Linked DNA regions of Homo sapiens: region 2 is linked to region 1. A link is a contact called in ENCODE Hi-C or POLR2A ChIA-PET data. All regions are on one chromosome and are shown on one strand. The core of a region is the stretch at or near the end of the contact, and the rest is flanking DNA. Distances in the headings are between cores, read along the strand shown. Region 1 overlaps CLMP (CXADR like cell adhesion molecule). Region 2 overlaps SCN3B (sodium voltage-gated channel beta subunit 3).

Region 1 (2,713 bases), core at 197-2,696:
TTTGGGAGGTCGAGGTGGGTGGATCACTTGAGGTCAGGAATTCGAAATCTGCCTGGCCAATGTGGAGAAACCCCATCTCTACTAAAAATACAAAATTACCCCGGCGTGGTGGCACATGCCTCTAATCCAGCTACTCCAGAGGCTGAGGCAGGCAAATCACTTGAACCCAGGAGGCAGAGGTTGCAGTGAGCCGAGATCGCGCCATTGCACTTCAGCCTGTGCAACAAGAGCGAAACCCTGTCTCAACAAAACCCCCAAAATTAGCTGGGCATGGTGGTAGTTGCCTATAATCCCAGCTACTCCGGAGGCTGAGGCAGGAGAATCACTTGAACCCCGAGTGGGGCAGGAGGCAGAGGTGGCAGTGAGCCAAGATCTCGCCACTTCACTCTAGCCTGGGCAAAAGAGTGAAACTCAAAAAAAAAAAAAAAAAAAAAAAAGAAGTAGTGAAGGCCCAAAGTGGAGTTACCGGCCTGGGTTCACGGCGTGTAAGTAACGGAGCAGAGACCGGGACGCTGGTCTTTGGATGTTAAGTGCAAGTGGTTCCATTGCCCTTCAGCACTGGGGAGAGAGTTGGGGGCCGTTTTCTTCTTCTAAGTGATATTTTGGAACCAACACAGTACTGCCCCATTGCCTTCCCCACAGCCATTTCTTTATTACATTATTTTTTTCCTGCTGCTTCCAACCCATTCTCTTCTGCACAAAACCCCCAGTTTCGCTCTCCCAGGCTTTCACACACATTACTCAATCCACCCGAAAAGTACTCTGTACTGCTTCACTCAAACTCCGACACCCAGCAAGCCTTTGTCAGGGCAGGAAGATGCAAAGTGCCCCTATTGCACGGTTAGGCTGGGGCTCTAATATTGGCCACTGGTCTGCACTGGGATCTCAGGCAAGTCACGTACTGCCTCTCAGCCTCTAAGTGCCCTTCCAATTATAGTCTGCCATCCCATCAATCAGTGGATGCAATCCTTTTTAATGAGTTATCCAGCTAACTCTCAATGCGTCTAGATAATAGAATGCTGCAATCTTAATAAAATGCTTCTCTCCTGGAGAAGGCTGTTTAATGGCTAGAACAGTGGTGGCGAATTCAGGATCGGCGGAAGGTTTGAGTGCCAGTCTCCTCCAATGTTAGAAATCAGTCTTGGGGACTCCAGGGACTGTGCTGCTCTGGCCTGATGCCTTTGCAGCCCTGGGTGGACCTGCCCTCCTCTATGGGCCTCACTGTCTCCCCCTTTAAAAGGGCACTGCTCGTTGTTTTCCCACACTTGTCATGCTGTTGGGTGTATTATTTTAGTTTTGCAGTAGACCACAAAGCCAGGAGACTATCTGATTATTTACAGTCTCTAAAATCAGGGTTAGTTCAACTGTTGTCCTTATGCTGTGCTGAGTTTAACACAGGGGCTTTGGAACTAGACAGACCTGGGTTTGAAATCTGATTTGTCACTTCCTGGCTGTTGAACTTGGGCAAGTTTCTTCACCCCTGTGAGCCCCAGGTTGTTTTCATTTACAAAGGGTGGTGCTAGTGATACACAGCACACAAGGTAGTCATTACTAAGATTGAATAATATAATTGCATCGAGGGCTTCGATGTGTGGCATAGAGAGAATGTTCAGTGAATATTATCTATGACCATTGCTATTCTATGTCTAATGCACTGAACCCCTTTCTATGTGCCAGGGATTGTGCTAGGCACTTGGGAGTCAAATATAAGTCAGACCTCCCTTAAGCAGTTCATGAAGTAGTTGCTATGTAGGCCTAGTTCTAAGACATTTCGAAAATGTGAGAAAAGCCAAAGATCCGTCAAAGCATTAAAGAAATCATTGTGCTTAAAATTGGATGTGTGTATGTTATTTAAAAAATACCTAAAATGGTGTTTGGAAAGCCCAGCAAAAACCCAGTCTCTCCCGGAAATAGTTTAACAGTTACTTTCAGTGAGAAGGTAAATATCAGCCTTCCAGAATGTGCTCATAGTAGATTACGGAATTAGTCCACGTGGGAGCTTGCAGGCTACTAAGACGGAGCTGCGCTTGGCCCGGCGATGGGGCAAGCCTGCATGTGACAGGAAGGAGGAGGAAGAAACAGGTGCGGTGGGTGAGGAGGCTACAGTGTGTCTTCTCAGGTCTCCTGTGGGCAGGCAAGCCTGGGGTACCCTCCAGGCAGCATATGAGTGTGGGCAGCATCTGAATGAGAACATGAGAACCTGTCACTTACTGGTTGGAGTCAAGGAATGCATAAAATTGGTGTGCTGTGTCAGTTTTAATTTATGTTAGCCTTACTATTTCAATCTTGGCATAATTATCTCACACTTAACAGAATAAGGGAGGGGCAACTGACACGTACAAGGCAGTGAGGTGGCGGGAGGCCCAGGGGGCACACAGGAAGGGTGGTTTTTGGAGGATGGCTGTGGCACCTTGAGTCTGCAGGGATGAGTAGGTGTTTTCCATAATTCTCTGCCAATCCTCTCAGTCAATTAATAGTTGTTGCTTTAAAAAATTATTTTCAATTTCTAGCCAAAAGGAAGAACAATGAGGAATGTATCAATTTTTTTGGTTTACATCTAGCACATTGGTTTGTTTTTAAGACCTCCTGCCTGATGATGATGATAATTTTATTTTTGTAACAAGCTGTTAAATGCTCGGAGAACCACAAAACAGACCCTGGTGGTAAGAATTTGTTTCAATAATCCCGGCTGGGTGCGGTGGCCCACGCCTGC
Region 2 (3,076 bases), core at 92-2,591, 470 kb after region 1:
ACACACATCGTTCTTGGTATGGCTGCTGGTATTATACTAAAATATTTTCTTTTGTTTTGAGATTCACTGTCACCCAGGCTGGAGGTAGTGGTGCATTCATGGCCCACTGCGGCCTTGACCTCCTGAGCTCAAGTGTTCCTCCCACCTCAGCCTCCTGAGCAGTTGGGGCTACAGGCACACACCACCATGCTAGGCTATATATTTTTTTTAGAGATGGGGTCTCACTATGTTGCTCAGGCTTGTCTCAGACTCTTGGCCCCAAGTGATCCTCCTGCCTCAGCTTACCAAAGCGTTGGGATGATTTTTAACCTTTTTTTTTCTTTGAGATGGAGTTTCACTCTTGTTGCCCAGGCTGGAGTGCAATGGCATGATCTCAGCTCACTGCAACCTCCGCCTTCCAGGTTCAAGCAACTCTCCTGCCTCAGCCTCCTGAGTAGCTGGGACTACAGGTGCCTGCCACCATGCCCGGCTAATTTTTGTATTTTTAGTAGAGATGGGGTTTCATCATGTTGGCCAGGCTGGTCTTGAACTCCTGACCTCAGGTGATCCACCTGCCTCGGCCTCCCAAAGTGCTGGGATTATAGGTGTGAGCCACCGCACCCGGCCGATTTTTAATCTTATGATGAGTAGTACTGTTGTTGCAGGAGATTGTGGTGGACTGTGAATCCCGATGATGGTTTCTTATAGAACTTTTCCCTCTTCGGGCCTTAACACTTCCAGGAAGATGAATGTTGAGAGACTGCTCCATGTTCTTCTTTTATGTTACCTAAACTGGTGGAGCTGAGAGCCAGATTGGCTCCTCCCTTCATTAGGTCAGCCTTGCAGGGAGCTCCTCGATGCCTGGTAAGGAAACTTGTTTGATGTCAGGCAAGAACATAAGTGACTCTTGTATTCCTTTGTATTGGGGTAGAGGAGGAAAGGGAAGCGGAGAGGCTAGATCACACATTTAGTGTGTGTTTAATGTAAGGCTATTACATGGTTTTCATTCTCATGCATATCCACAGATTGGGTATGGGAATTTGAAGCAGGCTGGGGTGCTGGGGGAAGCCATAGTCTATGGTGCAGACACACTTAGTAAGTAGAGCAAAACCAGAGACAGTGGTTTTCAGGGATACTTTATTGACATGAACAAGGAGTTTACTGAAAAACAGCACATACAGGCATTACGTTGTTGAGGGCTTAGGTGGTCAGGAACATTTCCAGAGTTTGGATTGTGTTCGATGGCAGTTCACAAGCCTGCAAGCACTCGGCCTTCAGCGGCCTCCGTCTCCATCACACACACTGCTCAGCAGAGGCAGCTCTTGCCAAGCCGTGACGCAGGGAGGAAGCACAGAGCATTGCTGGCTCTGAGGGTCAGCTGGCCTGGGATGGAGACCGAGTTTGATATATAAATCAGACTTGCTTGGAAGTGCTTATCTCCTGCGTCCTGCTGCAAACTCAACTAAGGGGGAGGAAGTGGGCTGAACTAATCATGAGCTGTCCACCAGCTGAGATTTTAGAGATTAAGTAAGGTTTGGATGATGCTGCTTTTCAGACCTGTGACTGCATGGCACACTAAAGGTCTAGGCTAGAGCTTGACAGAGTGGGTGCAAAAAGATGTTAGTAGAATGAGTGGATGATCAGACTGGCAAGCACACCAAGCACTATTCAGATACATTTGCAGTGACTAGGTGAATTCACTGAATTAGGGATTTTTCATTTACAAAATGAGGTGAGAGGAAGGCTTCTTTTGTTTTTGTTTTTCATTTTTTTCTTTTTTCATTTTCATGTTAAACTGGGAAAGGGGAAACTAAGATATATTCTGAAGTGTGTCTAGCTCTTGCTTCTCTTTCTTCCTGCAAAGATGCAGTGACACAGCCTTTTCCCTCAGATTTATGTGAGGAGGACTCACAGATTCTGAGATGGATGGAATTTCTTTTTTGATCCAATAATTTTGGGGAGAGAGGAGGGAGTTGCTGTCTCCTACTTCCCAGCACATTCCTGCTTTGAAAAGTAACTTTCCTAGTAATATTTCTAGTTGGACATCTAAGGAGAAACCTGCAACTCAGAAGGAAGTCTGGGTGTGTGGGTGTCTGGGAATGGAGAAACTAAAAGGTCATGCCGTTAAACAAGTGGTGAGAATAAAGGCTGGGGTAGGGACAGGCAGGGAGTGTTTGGGTTGGGGCTCTGATTCAAGACCGAGGTGACAGTGAAGGTCAGCAGGGCAAGGTGCTCTCAGGGCCAACTGGATTGAGCAATCACATTCATGGCTGTGAAGTAGTAAGAATGGGAAAATCAGATTGAGCCAAGCTTGGCCTTTAGTGAATTGTGTTATTGAGGATCAGACATGGGAAATATCCAGCACCAAGACAACAGATGGGGTTTCTAAAGTGATATTAATAGCCCTTGAGAACTCTTCTAAGCCCTTTAATAAGCAACATCATGCCAGATAAAGCTTCCAGAGAAACAGACATCTAGTCTGGGTCTTTCGTAGGATTATGGGAAGAGACAGGGAGGTGGGTGGAGATTGGAAGTAGGCTGGTGATCACAGTACCTTATTGATTTACAGTCATTATCAAATCTCCCAGGAAGGAGTTTAATTGCAATTCAGGAGAAATAATGATGTACAAACCAACTAGAAAGAGAACCAAAATAGGACTGACTCTCAAAGCACATTGCTAGCATCCACCAAAAAGCAAAGTGGTAGAGAAGCAGTGAGTGGGATTAGGGGTGAGAGAAGATGGAGAACATTAGGACAGGCAAGATAGGCAATGGTTAGATGGAAGCTAAAAAATAAGAAAAGGAAGCAGCTATGGTCTAAGTGGAAAGAGAACTGAAAGAGGAGTCAGAAGACCTGGATTCTTGCTGTCTACCTACCAGCTAGGTTTCCTTATAATTTAGTAAAGCTACTTAACCTCAGAGACCCTCAGTTTCTTCTTTTGTAATGTGACCTCACAGGACCAGTTATAGAGAAGAAATAAAATAGTTAAGTGAAAATACTTCGTAAACCATATAGTTCTAATGAAAGTGTCAAGAATGAGAAGAATGGAGAAGTTAGAAAAAGGAAGAGTGGGGAAGATAACCTGTCAAGGATAAA

The links. A loop is a pair of places that touch in the nucleus more often than their neighbours do. ChIA-PET counts read pairs that join two places held with the same protein, here RNA polymerase II (POLR2A).
Region 2: a loop to region 1 is called in a map of esophagus muscularis mucosa, with 6 times the contacts of the local background. The contact joins two enhancer-like sites. A Hi-C loop is called at or near these places in 1 of 168 maps with a recorded cell type or tissue (esophagus muscularis mucosa). POLR2A ChIA-PET finds 5 or more read pairs at or near these places in 1 of 52 experiments (PC-9).

What each region holds. Positions count from the first base shown.
Region 1 is chr11:123,157,310-123,160,022 of GRCh38, forward strand. The region is part of intron 1 of CLMP (CXADR like cell adhesion molecule); the gene reads right to left. Among named protein-coding and RNA genes, the nearest start is that of CLMP, 37 kb to the right of the region's middle. Within about 2 kb of position 1,447, at least 5 of the 41 ENCODE cell types and tissues checked have a DNase peak (open chromatin) inside an H3K27ac peak, as active enhancers do.
Region 2 is chr11:123,628,089-123,631,164 of GRCh38, forward strand. It overlaps SCN3B (sodium voltage-gated channel beta subunit 3), which reads right to left. Exons shown (of 7, transcript NM_001040151.2): 7 at 1,100-3,076. Among named protein-coding and RNA genes, the nearest start is that of SCN3B, 25 kb to the right of the region's middle. Within about 2 kb of position 1,342, at least 8 of the 41 ENCODE cell types and tissues checked have a DNase peak (open chromatin) inside an H3K27ac peak, as active enhancers do.